Linked DNA regions of Homo sapiens: region 1 is linked to region 2. A link is a loop called in an ENCODE intact Hi-C map of the cell type or tissue named here. Cell type or tissue: MCF 10A. All regions are shown on one strand. Each heading gives the region's core, and the rest is flanking DNA. Links, peaks and the distances in the headings are about the cores only.

The links. A loop is a pair of places that touch in the nucleus more often than their neighbours do. Peaks named below come from ENCODE experiments on the same cell type or tissue, not always from the same donor. Only the 100,000 strongest peaks of a DNase experiment are listed, where the experiment ranks them.
Region 1: it touches region 2 in a loop (4-fold over the local background); 11 of 110 quality-filtered maps call a loop at or near these places.

What each region holds. Positions count from the first base shown.
Region 1 is chr4:113,276,107-113,281,106 of GRCh38, reverse strand. ANK2 (ankyrin 2) reads right to left here. Exons shown (of 46, transcript NM_001148.6): 16 at 3,172-3,270; 17 at 2,549-2,647. Among named protein-coding and RNA genes, the nearest start is that of MIR8082, 130 kb to the right of the region's middle. RefSeq lists a silencer at 2,530-2,704. In MCF 10A, for the core only: a CTCF peak has its summit at 2,594 (motif pointing left); a DNase peak (open chromatin) is centred at 2,596.
Region 2 is chr4:114,688,887-114,700,621 of GRCh38, reverse strand. No RefSeq gene overlaps it. Among named protein-coding and RNA genes, the nearest start is that of MIR577, 38 kb to the right of the region's middle. In MCF 10A, for the core only: a CTCF peak has its summit at 5,646 (motif pointing right); no DNase peak of the experiment used is centred there.

The DNA of each region.
Region 1 (5,000 bases), core at 1-5,000, 1.4 Mb after region 2:
TTTCTCCAAGCAAGAATAAGTATCTTTCATTTTTGACAAACAATGTTTCTCCTGAAGCAACTGAAGGAAATTCAGCTTGGAAGCCTTTTCAGGGTCTGATCAGAGGTCCCAGATGCTTCAAAATACTGTATTTGTGTCCATAGACTCTATTGAAAAAAAGGACACACAGATTTTTGTGGACCAAATAAGTTTAGTCAACTTCTTTTTGCTACAATGTGTTTCTTTAGTCTTAGTTACCCCACTGCCTACAGCATGGGCTCTACTAAGGTTAGGTACAGGGATATTTTAGCAAAACAACATAAGCGATCATCAAAGAAGGTGTCAATTCTGGCAATGGAGGAGGTTTGCCTGGTAGATACTCAACCTACAAGATCTGAAAAGCCCTCTTACTCCACAAAGAGGAAACATTTTTGGACTCAAATAATTGCAGCACTCCCAATAAAGACTAAGAGAAGGTTCTGGACTCTGGTGGAAAGAAGCAAAGTTCTCGTGGCCAAAGGACCGTGTGTATTAAGGAGAGGAGACATTATAATGAGCAGAAAGAGAGTCTAAAGTGGAGACTACAGTGGGGATCTTACCATCTGGAGCCCTCTAGGAGTGGCCCCAAAGATGAAGGGCTCATGTTCATTGACAGGCTGGGGCAGATAAGTGAAAGACACTAGAGAGGCATTCCCAGAATACCCATCCTACTGTGGACTCTGGAGTAGACAAATGCTTTATGTCATCTTCTGAACTCGGTACGTGCATGCCTAAGATTAAGGACCATACAAGGTAGAGGCTAGAAATCAAGGCTATGTTTATCTCCTTAGGAAAACTATACACATTATTTTATAATCTAGGTCTTCTCTTACAAGTAGATTGAGAGTCCCTTGTGGAAAGAGAACACACGTTTTACAATTTTACCTCCCATTGAGTACCTATAATCCTTTCTTTGCACATTGTAAGAGTTCAACGAAAGTACTCATGAGTACTAATGAAGTCTTTTGTATCTATGTTGAGAATGGTCAGCCTGGAAAGCTAATGAAAAAAAAAATGCTGGTATGTTAAGTGAGCAGGTATATTTTTATTCCATAGTTGCTCAATCTTCATTCTTTCATCCAAATTTATTGGGAACTCACATATGTTATTAAACACCTCATAGATATGCAAATGAATATGATATGAACACTCCTCTAGTAGCTTATAATCTAGTGTAAAGAAAGACATAAAATATGTGCTGAATTGATGAGGTTGTAGAAAAAAGAGGAGTAAGAACAGTGTGGATAATTATGAACATTTGGCACCCTCTTTTGACAGTTCAAGTACTTTATTATAAACTGTTTATTGGCATCAAAAAGATATAAATATATGTAGATGTATATGTATGTATGTGTACAAAGTTATATATTTATGATATATATAATATATTTATATATAAAATATATATTATACAGAACATATTTTATGTATATATCCTATTTTTTATTTATAATATGTATAAAATTTAAATAGGCATATGAGTATATATGTATATATTTGTATAACAGAAGTGGAATAAATCTCCCTCTATTGCTTTGGGGCACAAAGGACCTAGTGGTTAAGAGCACCGGCTCTAAAGTCAGTCTGCCTGAGGTCAAACACAGGTACAAGCTCTAACACTTATTATTCATATGACTTTGGAAAATTAACCTACTTAAATCTCACCTTCTCATCTGCAAAACGGAGATCATTAGAATACCAGTCTCATGGGGTTATTATGAGATATTGCCTGTAAAGTGCTCGGCATAGTGTTTGGCAAATAAATGGTGGCAGTTTTTTTATTATATTGTCTAATATAGCATAAATATTTTCCCATTACAATCAATATTTTTTAAATAAACCCTGATGTGTTCTCAAAATAGCTGTGCTTAATTAATGAACGAAAGACGCAATGAGGACTTTATGCATTATACGACATTCATATATATTTTCAGTGTAATAAGGGGCCAACTAGAATGGTGGGAAATGCCCTGTCCGTAAGTACAAGTCTTAGTTGGAGCTGTTTCGGAATTTGGTGCTAGATATACACCAAAAAGGCATCCTCCCACCACCTCTGAATCTAGGGACTTAGAGGGATCCATGCTACAGTTAACACAGGTAAAACATTAAAAAAAAAGACAAAGAAACAAATAGAAGTTTGAAGTCGGAAAGAATGAGAGTATAAAAGGACATTTTCATCATAGCATTTGGTTTATAGGAGAGAAGAGAAAATATGTTAATGACTTTATTTCTCAGTTCTCAAAATTCAGACTTCATTCTCTAACACACAGAATGTTAGCAATAAGATTCATCTCTACTGGTTTATAGGCACATCCCCTTAATATTTGCTGACTCTTAAAAAATCTTAAAAAAGATTTTCAAGACGCAACTGGCAGAAATACAAGGGAAAAAAAAGGGTGTCAATACCAAAAGCTACTATCGCTAGGACTAGTCGCAGTTATACTATACCATGTGTTTAAAAGACAATTCTCATGTGTTTTCAGGCGATAGTTACACCCTATGCCTGTAAATCCTTTTCTGTGGTCCTCACCTTGGCAGTGGCATGAGGGGAAGCACCCTTCTCCAGTAACAGCAGCGCCACCTTCTGGTTGTCATAATGAGCAGCAACATGGAGCGGGGTAAGGCCGTTCTGTAAAGGGTGTGTTTAAGTTTCAGCATTAATAAATTAGGGTTAGCTGCCCTGAAGCTACCAGGATGCCTGGAAACTGATATTGATTAAATTCATGTTAATGAATTAATATAGTCAATAGAAAAAAGAACGAAAATAAACAAATCCCTAATAATTTTCATATTAAAAACATAACTAAAATTGAAAATGAGCATACCACCAGCAAAGGGGATCTTGAGGGTCACAATGTAAAAAGGTCTAAACTGCTATGTAAGAAATACTACATTAACATTGCAGGGATTCTTCTTAATATAGAGACTTTCTGGGGCTGTTGTGACAAGACTTTGAGGCACAGCTCAAAATGCTTTCTGAATCAGTGTGTATGTACCTGGACGGTCATGGAAGACATCGCCACCATGTCTATTTGGGATAGTTTCATCAGTTGCTCTCACATTCCTTTCAGAGAAGTGAGAAAAATGTCTTTACAGATCTCCTAATCTATCACCTTCACTGTTACATAATTATAACGTATAGAAAATCTTTACCTTCCCTGCAGAATCTGCGGCAGCACGGCGTTGCAAGAGAAGTTTTGCCACATCCAGGCTTCCATACTTGGCTGCTACATGCAGGGGAGTAAAACCCTTCTGAAAATGTGAGAAACAAAAGTAAAATCGTATTTATTGTTGTAACTCCTCAAAAAATCTTTTTATTTGTTAACATATTGAGCAAAGTATACTGATTCTTCATTTGGAAAAAATACTGGTAGCATTAAATCTGTTAGCCATGAACAAGGACAAAGAAAAAGAATACAATTTAACATACAAAAGTTTGGCTTGATAGACTGAATAAAAGAAATTTTATTTTAAGGGCTTGGAGACTGAAATCTGACTTTATAGGTTTGGGATTTTTAAAAGCCACTAGTGTCAGTAAACTGGCTCCAATTTGTGAATGGGGAAAAAAAGCCTTTTCTTGCCTCTAAAATTAATAGAATTGAAACAACAGCTGCCTTCTCTCCAACCCTCCTTCTCTTTCTTTCAATCCTTTTTATAACACCTGAATTCCAAATTCATTTAAATTTTAGGATATTTTGGCAGCCATAGTAAAAACAAGTATTCGTGAATTAGTTGACATATTTTCTGCAGAAATGGCAAGATAAATGGTCTATAGAACAAAAAACATGTACTATTAAAAAGCAACTCCCATCCTGACTTGTCCCCTTTCCCAAAAGACTCACACTGTCTAAAAGACCAATTGCTTTTGTAAAATACGTTCTACTTCTGGCATGATGTTGGGCTGATTAACACCAGACTTTTAAACACACTGAAGCTTTAGAGCTTTTTTTAGAGGGCTGCTCTCCTACACATGTTGATATGTGTACATTCAGTGTCTTCCGTGCCTAACCAATGGCCTTACTCTGTAATTAGCAGTGTGTTATAAATACAGATAAGTCTCTGGACTAAGATCTCGAGGATGGCACAGTTCCTACACCATGATGTCAAATCCATCCTCTTGGCCAGACAGTTTAACCACATGCTCTTCTGGCACTACAGTGGGAGTGGGGGAATTCTAACACCGATCAGGGCCTGTAAAACACATAGCAAATATGCCTGGGTTAGGTGCTCTAAGCCATGGCTTATCCTGGAACCATTTAAGCCCCCATCATAAACACAGAATATCCCCCAAGAAGCAATATTGCCCTTTCGGTGTCTCCAGACAAATTATTTTTAAATGAGATGACGTTTTTCTTTTTGCTTCTTTTTTGAACATTTGGTATTAATAAATCCTTGGAAGAGAGCGAATCTTCTGGTTTTTTCCAAGTGTGGGACAAACGTAGGAAGTATTTATTCCTTCTTGCATTGTCCATATAAACCAGCATTTGTGGTTAGAGCTCTCCTCCCTCCACTCAATGCACACAATGATTAGGGTGATACTCAGGATGAAACAGAGTTCTTTGAGGCTAACTGCATCATGAGGAAGAAAACATAAACTCCTTATCTTTAAAGTCTTGCTAGAATAGTGATCCAACTCTTATAAGTTTGGAAATGATTATTAGACAAAAATACATAAAATCTACTGTAGAATAACAAAACCAAAGTTAGAAGGCATCTCTTGAGTCACACATCTGCCTTCTTCCTTTATGTTAATCTCACCAAGATTTCATTTACCCTCTTAAATGTCTTTAATAATGATGAATCAACCACTGTTCAGCCCTAGTCAGCTGAACTCTTAAAATGCTGTTTGGCCGGGTGCAGTGGCTCACTCCTGTAATCCCAGCACTTTAGGAGGCCGAGGTGGGTGGGTCACGAGGTCAGGAGATCGAGTCCATCCTGGCTAACACAGTGAAACCCCGTCTCTACTAAAAATACAAAAATTT
Region 2 (11,735 bases), core at 2,740-7,739:
TTTGTTTGTTTTTGTTTTTGTATTTTTCCTGATTCGCTTTGTGTTGGAGACTATCTGACATTGGAAGATATAGTCTTTCTGCCGTCATAATAGTCAGGTATTCAGTATGAGCTAGATTTATGTTATGGAGTTTAACTCCTGCATCAAACATATAAGGAAATTAAAAATGTAAGAAAGTGATTTGTTCCAGATCACTGAATTTATTAGTAAGAAAATTATTGATTTATTCCACCCTATCAATAGTTTAGTGCTTTCTATTTTTTAGTGATTTTTAAACTTTTTAATAAAACTATTTTTATTAAAACCATTTTTTCCCTTCATGGTTAATAGAGAAGTTTCACTTGATTTAACCTCTTAGTGCAATGACTGTGTGAAATAGTGATATGTTCTGGTAGCATAAATCTATTGTTGCAGAGAATTATATTATAATTTATTTCAAAATTTTCATGCCAGTCACCAGTATTGTGTTCACTGCATTGCTCAGGGTTCTTTCCCTTATAAACAACAATCATAATAATAATAACAACAACAACAATCATAAGCCTATCTTAAACTAACTTAAGTACACAAATGAATGGATTAACTCATGCACCTAATAAAGCCAGATCAGGTGCAGCTGGATCCAGGGAACCAGAGCCATTGAGTCTAAAGCTCCTGTCCTATAACTTTAGCAATCCTAGCAGAATCTGAAAAAATAGCTCCTGCTTGGTTTGTGTTCTGATCCCTGCACTTGTCACTGTGGGCAGGAGATGAATTACTCAGACTAACCAGTCATGGGTCACATGCAAATCCCTGTCACTGGAGGAAAGAATTTAACCCACCCAAACTACATAGAACCCCCCAATAAGGAGGTGCTTCATTGTCAAAAGATTGAGGAGGTGTGCTGAGTAGGAAAACACACACACGTGTGCACACACATACATACACACACAAAGGTGTCTATCCCGGTCCCTTTTCAAATTTTTTCAATATGGCTTAGTCTAAATTATCAAACTTATTTGGGTTTTGAATAAGAATGCAGTCAATATTCCTCGGCAGAATACACACTGTCTTCTGCTGACAGAAAAACTACAGGCCCGAGGTTCTAATTTCCACTGACATTAATGACTTTTTACAAACATTCATTTACACTGGCTATGATTTACTATACCAGCACTAATAGCTCTTTAAGATTCTTTTAATTGTTAAAATACATCTAATTATGCAATATTAGAAAATCAACCAAACGTTGACTCAGCTAAACTCTAAAATATTATGGGGAAATATCTGCAATAACTGGTTATCTTTACTATGAACAACATATCTTTTATGTTCATTTTAAGGTCCTAAATATAGTTATGTATAAGCAAATGATATTTATTTACTTAGTGATTATATCCTGATGAATTAAGAAACAAATATTTTCTTGCAGGGAGAAACCTGCAACCAAACAAGCAACTACAACAAAAAGATTACAACTGAAAATTTTTGGCATATTTATACAACTATGTTGAAAATTATAATACTGTTTTGAAGGGACGATACAGAGATACAAATTTACATGTCTTAAAATTGAATGAATTCTTCAATGTGAAAGATCTCTTAGAAACAGCATAAATAATAACTCTTTTTTAGCTCTTCAAAGGAAATAAGATTTAATTTGTCTCTCCATTGGATGTCAGTATTGTACCACTAAAATATCACTGCCAGCTTTACCTTGCCAAAAAAAAAAAAAAATGAACTGGACACCTTACTGATGAACTCAAAAGTCAAGCTGTTTTACATAATTTTACCTACAACTCAATTAATTATATCATTGTTGCTGCCTGGTGTATATGACTTTGTGATACTCTCTTTCAGCAGCTACAAAGTCCCGCTGGTTCAAAAATGAATGCATTTGAAAAACGACTTGAAAATGTCACTACCACTTTGAATAACCTTCAAAACTGCTTACAAGAGGTCAGTACTCTCTCTAGGTTGGTGTACAAGTGAGGATGATTAATTTTTTTAAAAGGATAATAATCAATTTTAAAAGATACACAGTTACTCACCTTGTATGCAATAGCCTATTTGTACATTTTGGAGGTGGTTGGCAGGAAGTTACACAATGATTTCTAAAGCTGCAAACTGACGTATATAGCATATCATAATATATTTATTAAGGACTAATGCAAACCACATTGAGTTATAGGAAGGAAAATGTATTCCCCAGTGCTTAGAATTTACCGAACATGAAGAATTCGAATGAGATTGTTTAGTGAGAAGGGGAGGAATTTCCATGCCTACCTCCCCAAACAAATAAATCACTGCTTATATCCTGGGAATGTTTCCAAATAGTCTATGTTTAATGATATAAAGAGTATTTATAACCGAGTTTATATTCACATGTCTTTTCTGTCTTACTTTTCAAATGTATACTTCAGACTGAGGCTGCGAATATCAAATATATGTTCAAGATAGAATACTAGGGTACCAAGGTCAGTTGTCCTTGCATTGTTCTTTTACGTTTTAAGCCAACAGCAACATTGCTCCACTGAATGGTTACCTTGTATTCATCCATAAACAGCCCAGAATAATCCATAGAACAGCATAAGAGTAACTTTGAAATCATCCTTATTCCACTGCAGAATAAAAAGGATCAGTGGACTAAACAGAAAAAAGAAGACTTCCTGTCTTAGATCGGCCATCTGTTCAGGCCATTTCATTGAACACTTTTTTTGTTGTTTTTGTTTCTGAGTCAGTGTCTAGTTGCTAATTGATAAATGTTAAAAGCCTCACAAAATATGCACTTGGAAAAAGTGCTACATTGTAAAAGTGAAGCTGGATTTTCAGAAGTCCTTGCATGGTACATCTGAGATCAAACATATTTAGGAGAGATTTGAACACAATTACATTGAAATGAGAAAAGGAATAAGTAAAATGTAAAAAAAGCAGATACCTAAACTTGATGACAGGAGGTTTGAATGTCAATTAGTTTATCAGGTGATAAAACATATTAAAAATTATAGCCATTCATTCAACTAATATTCATCAAAGTCAGGATGGGGAAAGCATGCAAAAGTGTAAAACCTAAGCAAGAAGAAAAATGTCGCCCTAAACAAGATAAGGGTCCTGCTGAACATAAAACTTTATGTGACAAAGAAAATATCACCATGATAGAGTGAAGAAAGCATTATATAATAAGCAGTACTGGGACAATTATTTAAAATTTGGGAGCAAATTAATTCAGGTAAATATTTTACATCAAACACAAGTAAATGTAAGTGGATTAAAAGGTAAAGCTTTAAAAATGAAATAGCATACAACTAAAAGAAACTAGACCCAAATATTTTCAATATCCTGGAAGAGACAGAGGTGCCTTTGTACATTTGAAAACAAGGGGAGAACTCATAAAAGAAAAGACAGATAAGAAAAAAATTAAACTACCATGCAAAAACAGTAAAAGGCAAATAATACAGTAGGAGATATATCTGCCAAAATTTTCAAAGTTTATATACATTCTGAAGACAAATTTTAAATAGCAACAGAAAGTACAGACAGATATCTTTTTCTATTAAAGAAATGAAAATTCAAATCAAAATGAGATACAGACTTCACTTAGCAAACAAGCAAAACAAGAAAAAACAAGTTTACTTCGTAATAATGATGCATGGTAGAAAAACAAGTACTAGTGATATTGTAAACTATTAAGTCTTTTTGGAAAGCAGTTTGGCAATGCCTACCGAAAGCTATAAAGTACTCTTATACTTTCATCAATTCAATTTCAGTTCAGGACTCTATCTTAATAAAACAATGTGAATATTGCAGAATTAACAAACACAAAGATATTCCTGAAAGCATGTTTTCAAAACAGTCAACAATTATGTTTAGCTGATGTGATTATGCTCCATTTCTGTGTATAAGCACCACACTTGTTCTGATTAGGTGAATTTCAGTAATATATGAAAATATATTACATATAGTAATATATGGTAACATATATAGTAATATATAGTAAATATATACACATAGTAATATATGGAAATATATTTGGAAATATATAAGAATATTTAAATGAAATTCAAGAGAAAACTTGTGTATATATTTTCCATTTATGATAATCTATCATTATTTATATTTTTAAATGACTGAATAGACATGTCCTTATAATTACTAGCAGCAAATTTTGTTAACCTAGGCTTATTTTATATGTGTTTTAAGCAAAATAACATCACAAACAATGAAGTCTGATCTTTGCTAGGTTTGCAGGAGCAAAATTATCTATACTTTTAACAAATCAACTCAGATCTTTAGTCAGCATGTTTCAGTGGCACAAACGTGCTGGAGACTGCTAGGGAAAAGATACCACAAAACAAATTTTATCAATATAAAATTTTTTGCTGAGCACATAATCGGTACTCAGTAAATATTTTTTGAATTAATAAAAATAACTGACTATAACATTTTGATCATGTATGTCAAATATTTTATTGCTCATTTGCAGTGTGATTAACACAACGGAGCTTATCTAGTGTAAAGAAAACATATTTCCCCTGAGAAACTATACTAGTTTACATTGTTATGTACTCTCTTATTTCTCTGTCAGTTTACAGGCTAAGTCAACATAGCAAAGTGCAGGCTAAACATTTAATTTAGTCAATATAGACACAATAATGTAGGTAAATTAGGCTATGACAAATTGAGTCTGAATTTAAACACTAATTAAATTAACTGGATAATTAACAAAATTCCAATTTCACTTGTAATTTGTAAACAGAGTCTTAGAAATATAATTGTGACACTTTCCCCCTACTCCTTGGTAGAACTTTGTTCCAAAGAGTAAATAAAGCATATAGATGATCATATAAAAATCAAAGAATGTTTGGATTCAAAGAGAGACTGGGGTTTAATCCAATATATTCATTCTGAAAATAAGTTTCAGGCTTAATGATATCAAATAATTTGCCCCAATTTCTGCTAGTATATATATGTCTGAAGACAAAATTTGACAGTCTCCAGCATGTTTGTGCTGCTGAAACATGCTGATTAAAGGTCTGAGTTGATTTGTTAAAAGTATAAATAATTTTGCTCCTGAAAACCTAGCAAAAATTAGAATTCATTGCTTGTGATGTTATTTTGCTTAAAACACATATAAAATAAGCCTAGGTCAACAAAATTTGCTGCTACTAAGTATAAGGACATGTCTATTCAGTCATTTAAAAATATAAATAATGATAGATTATCATAAATGGAAAATATATACACAGGTTGTCTTTTGGCTTTCTTTTAAATTTTCTTAAAAGTCCATATATTACTGAAATTCACCTAATCAGAACAAGTGTGGTGCTTATACACATAAATGGAGCATATTCACATCAGCTAAACATAATTGCACGAAGAAATATATTTATATTATAAGCTACAGTTTTAAATTTTATTCTCTACACAAATTTCTCAGAATTAAAATGTAAAAATGTTTACTAAAGGTTGTTTATCTCTTTTCTGCCTACCCCTTTGTTCTTAACCATTTTAAGGTATCTTTGCTGAAGACAAAAATTACCAAATTTCTCCATTTTATTCAATCTCCAACTTATCTCAATGTCTCTCAAGATATATACAACATTGACATCTTAAAACTTTGAGAACAGTGAATAAATAAATCTACATTTCACCACTAGATGTCATCAAAGATCTGTTCATCAGAACATCAGCCATCCAGCTTTTGGCCATTTGACCTCTGCCAGAAAAATTATTGTATTTCTCAGCATAATCAGGAAACGATAATTTTAGTAAAATAGTCTATCTAATTCCTCAATGTTTAAATAATGAGTTTCCATATGCAGCAATATCTTAAAAATACATAAAAATAACCCAAATGTATATTAATAGAGAAGTTACTTTATCATTTCAAAACTCCCAATAGATCTAATTAATAGGCATTGCCAGTGTGAGAGTAATTTTATAATTTATATATATATTTATCAGAAATATACATGCATGTAATTTCTCTGCCATTTTTATTGGAAAATAAGTACAAGTTGTCCTCTTTCACTCTAAGATAACTCACCAGTTGGGAGGATTATAACACCATTAGCAGTTGAAACTGTTCATATCATTTGTAACTATTATTATCAGCCCCAAGATGGAGAATCTGATAATTGAGTTTACATGTTTAATTAGCTTAAATAATTTTAATATATACTTTTCATTCATTGTATTTATTCCCACAAGAAATAATAATGAAATAATTTGCTTCATATAGTTTTATGGTAGAATTCCTTTAAAAAGCAAACTTTCATGCAACATGTATAATTTTATCTGAAAAACCCAATCTAATAATCTACTTTTATTGCTTAGAGTAAGTTGATGTTCATCTGAATTGGCATACTTCCAAACTGAAAGAGAGCAGGAAGGAAACATTCATAATAAAATAAATAATGAATACATTCTCTTCAATGTAGACTTTTTCTTCATAATGTGCTATCAAATATCACTTTGGGTATTAAATATTTTCCCTGAATGTGCTTTGTAGTATCTTTTTTTTCAAGATAAAATGTAATATAATTGGAACCATTTTGATTAAGCATTTTTATTCTTTTTTTGAACACTCATTAATTATACTTTGTTTTCTAGGACCTGAATAATGTTTTTATTGCAAATTTCCCAACTTAAAGATAATCTCTATGTTTTGGAGAATACATTGACTATGACCAGGATGGAAAATTTAAATTCATATACTAAATCACCAACTCAATCCTTCCAAGAAAAAGAAAAGAAATCATATATTCCAAGGCTGTCATATATAATGCCGACTCAAAATTATGATATTTCTGATAGGTCGATCATACTAATAATTTACTTTAGTATGATATTCAGAAAAGAGTGAGCATGGTATATATTTAGTTCACTGCATATCTTCAGGTATATTTCCTGGCACACATTAGATATTCTGTATGTATCTGTTGAAGAAATGAATAAATGCATGAATAACACATGGCAGTAATCATGAGAAGAGAGACTTTGGCTTTTTCTGTACTAATCTCTAATTCTGCAAGTAATACCTATGCCACTTGTAATATTAATGATAGTAATATATTGGCAAATTTTAACGTAGAGACATATCTTATTTTTGCAGCTTATACTTGCAGGTAAGCAGAGATTATTATAAACAATTCAGGAGTGAAGAAAATAAGACAATTGACCAACTAGTCATAGCAACCGGAGATAAATTGAGAAAATAAGTTACTGTTTTTAACAAACCTTTCTTAGAAACTTTCATATGATATTCCATATTCCTTATAACCCAAATATTTTATAGTATTCAAGTCCATGTTGACAAAATGTAGGGGATGGCAGAAATTGTCATGCTTTTATATTGTTAACTTATATTTAAGGAAAGGATATCTATAAAATTCAGTTTTACCGACAGAGAGGATATATGAATTGCCCTGGCTTGCTCTCACACTTTATTGGGAATATGCCTTCTTAAACATTTACTTATTCAACAATATTTACTTACCAAGTACCATGTGCCAGGCATTGCTCTGGTCACTGAGGACTCAGCATTCAAAGATCTCTGCCTTCGTGGAGATTGCCTTCTCATTGAGAGAAGTAAACACAAAACAAGTAAAGAAAGAAATACATAAGTAACATGATTTTAGATAATAGTGAGAGTTATTAAGAAAGGGTGATCCGATCATAAACCACTGGAGAAGACCAATTTAAATTGGTTGATCAGGAAAGGCCTCTCTGAACAAAAGGCATTTAGACAGAGGCCTGAAGGAGAAGAAAGGGCATCCACATGAAAAACTGAAGAAAAAGTATTCCAGGAAAAGTGAACATGCACTGCAAAGACCTCTCAAAGGAAACTGGCTTAGCATATTTGAGAAAGAAAAAAGGTGCAGTAAGGCTGAAGTTTAGTGAGTAAAGACAAATGTGGTAGAATATCAGATTGAAAATACAGACAGTGGCAAGAACAGGTAGACACCCGTAGGCCTTGGTGGGATGCTTAGAAAACCCAAGCTTTTTGAGAGAGAAGTGAAACGACAGGTTTTACGGTTTTTGAAGAGGGCTTTGGTTGTTGAGTAGAAACTTAATATTAGAAAGCCAAGGATGGAAGGTGGAAGATCCTCCAGGAGCTTTGTGCAGTAGGCCAGGCAAGAGATGAGCATGGCTGGAGGTGGCAAGAGATGAAGTGTTTTAGGAAAACTTATAGGGGTAAAACCAATAGGACTTAATTATTTGATTGTATGTGAAGACTGAGAAAAATACAGCAGTTGAGATGTTTAAGTAACTGGAAAAATATTGGTATCATTTACAACGTGGAAAAATCTTGGGGGAAATTATGGATTCTGTTATGGTATTTTAAATTTGAAATCCTTATTACACTTAAAAAAGAGATGACAAGTAGTTAAGTTGGGAACTCGAGAGATAGATGAGAGGTAGAGATATAAATCTGGGATGTTAATGTACATATAATAATCAAAAACATGAGGCTCTGTGAGATTATACAGGGAGGAAATTAAGACAGACAAGAGAAGAGGGCCCAGCCCTGAGCCCTGCTCCATTTATAGGTCAGGCAGCAGAGGCACAGCCAGAAATCAAAACTGAAACAGTCACTGAAATATCAAAATAGGAGAGGGAACAGGAGAGTACCTATTTTAAAAACAGTAACAGCTTTCATTTTTTGAGAAATATCATGTGCTAGGCACATTTAATACTGTTTATGTGTTAGTATTAACTCCTCCATCCTCACAACAGCCACATGATATAGGTAAACATAAGTACTTAACTCCTTTTATAGAAGAGGAGACCAAGAAAGAGAAAAATTAAAAGCATTTTAAGAAAGGAAACTATGTCAAATATGCTGCAAGCTTGAGCTTGACTAAGACAAAGACATAAAAATGAACCTTTTATTTAGCAAGAGAGGTCATTGGTGATTTCAGAAAAAACAGGCTCAATAGGATGAATGTGTGAGTTCCACAAAAATGTGCTTTATAAAAAGTAGTAGTACCTTATTGAGAAGTTTTGCTATAAAAGAGAAAGAGAAAACATAAATTTGTTGGAAGGAGACACTATATTAAGAATTTAAGATATGAGAGATACCAAGAAATATTTTTATTCTTCTATTATCCTATATATGGAGATAAATTACATAGGAAAGATAGTGATTAATTACTGTAGCAAAACCTTGAAAAATCAGAATGTGATCCAAACTATAAATGGAGAGGAACTAACTTTTTGTGGGTGCTGAGACATTGTGTATTTTAACAGGAATCCGGGCAAAAAGAATATAAATACTGAAGCAGGGAAGGTGGGTAGGTTTGATGGTGAGTGTAAGAGGATGTTCATGACTATTTCTATTGTCTGAAAGAAATATGATGGTCATCATTTGAATATGAGAGGGAAGAGTGTAGAAAGATTAATGGAAAATGTTGGGTGCAGTGGCTCACACCTGTTATCTCAGCACTTTGTGAGGCTGAGGTGGAGAATTGCTTGAGGACAGCAGTTCGAGATTAGCCTAAGCAACATAATGAGACCCTCATCTCTAAAAATGGTTAAAAAAAAAAAAGTTGGCCATGGTAGCACATGCTGGTAGTACCAGCTATTCAGGAGGCTGAAGCAGGAGGATCACTTGAGACCAGGAGGTTAAAGCTGCAGTGCACTGATTGCACCACTTTATTCCAGCCTGGAAGACTCTGTCTCAACAACAACAATTTAAAAAAAGATTAATGAATTAATGAAAGAGAATTTAAAAATAGCAAATCTATTAAGAAAAGGTAAACAGATGGATAGCAGTGTTGAGAGGCCATTTAAGATTGCAGTCATAGGTATAATGAGCAAACCAGTCAGCACTGTAGTGTTCTCCAGCAGTATTCAGCTGTTCTGGTGCAGATGTACAGTAGGCAGATAGTTGGGTTTTCCCAGGGAATTTTGATGAAGAGCCACACCTGGGAGTTGGTGCAGTGATTAGCCCAATGTATAACATCTAGAAGTGTGCCTCTGCTGAACTAAAGTGAGATTTTCTTGTCTTCACTACCTGATTCTGAGCAGGAAAAATTACATTTTGTATGCATGATGCTTATAGAGCCATGACTTTCCCAAAGTCTGGCATTAGAGCAGTGTTGTATTTAACAAAGTTTGGGATTTCAATTTTAACTCATATTACATGAAATGAACCACAGCAAATTGTTCTTATTCTCTACCACTCTTAAACTCCAGGGGTCTTCCTTTCTTCTGGCCTAATAGGACTCTTTCGTTCATGCCACACGGTATTTTATATTTAGTCAAAATTTATCTTAGGCTTCTCAAATGATTACCTGTTGCTTGATTTCTTGAGTACTTAAGGTAATTATTTTTATGTTTTTCATTGTTACCATGGCTCTTTTATCAGAGAATTGGATGAAACTACCTTTGAGAATATTAATTGTACTAGAAATCTCAGCCTGGGCATTTCCCACACATCACACCTTCAAAAACCTCTTGTTTTCAAACTTACCATTAGACAGTAGGGTCTTTGTGCCAAAGACCATGTCTTTTTCAGCTTGGTCTCCCACAACACATAGTCCTGTGCCTAGCACAGAGTGGGTGCTCAGTACATGTTTCTCTGAATGAACAAATAAGTGTATTATCCTGCTGAGAAGTCTAAATAACATACACAGACAAGCACTAAGCAAGAAGAGAGAAGAAAATGAAACATTAACATGTGAAAATAGGTAGGTTTTTAATTGTGTTTACGACAAAAAGAGCATGGAATTAAACATTCTGTTCCAGATTACTTGGTGAGATGATTATAAAGTGATAATGTAGACCTACAATTGTTTGCATGGATATACTATACCAAAAATGTGACTATTCATTTTCTCACATCTCTTGGACCAGGGTTACTGATCGTGTTGTTTTCTTTATAAAAGCTCTTCCAGAACCAGCATCATAAGATACTAAAGACATAGATTCTGCAATATTGAAAGAGAAATCCAAGATAATTGTTTCATTCATAAAGAATCTTACAGGTAAATTTCACGATTTAGTAACAAAGCGGAATGTCCAAGCATATCATCTGAAAATGATTTAATAAGTATGAAGTAGTGTTTCCACATGACTTGCCTTATTCTAAATAATATTTATCCTTTAAATATTATCAAATACTATTATTATATAATGACTGTATGTTGCCTGCTTTTGACAGGGATACAGGTTATTATTTTGAGCTTTCTCCACTGCGTTAAAATAACATGTTTGTATGTGTTTCTGGTTTGGTTTTTAAAAATAACATCCTTGTTGAACTCTAATTCATATCCCATATATTTTAGCACATAGGTTATATATATCATATAAAATCAGTGAATTTATGCTTTAATTTATAAGGGCAACAAGAAAGGCAACTACTTGACAAAGATTCAGAAATAAGTTTATCTACGAAGGATCGAGAACAACTATTCCACTAGACATTCTCCAGAGGAGAATCAATTATTTAGTAAATCTCACAGCCTCTATTGAAAATATCCTGTGCCAGACACTAAGGATAGGTCACTGAGCCTGACAGATGTGGTTCCTGATGTGGAAGAATTTAAAGCCCAGAAGGGGAGGGGGGAAATACATGCATATGCTTAGTACTCAGAGAAAGCTAGCAAGGGGCTCTTATTTGGGTCAGAGTGGCCAAGAGTTAACAGTTAAATATATTTTGTCTCATCTTACATAAATTTAGCTTTATTTCTACCATAAATTCTCATCCTAAATCCTAACATACACAGATATAGAAGCAGTAGGATAAATAA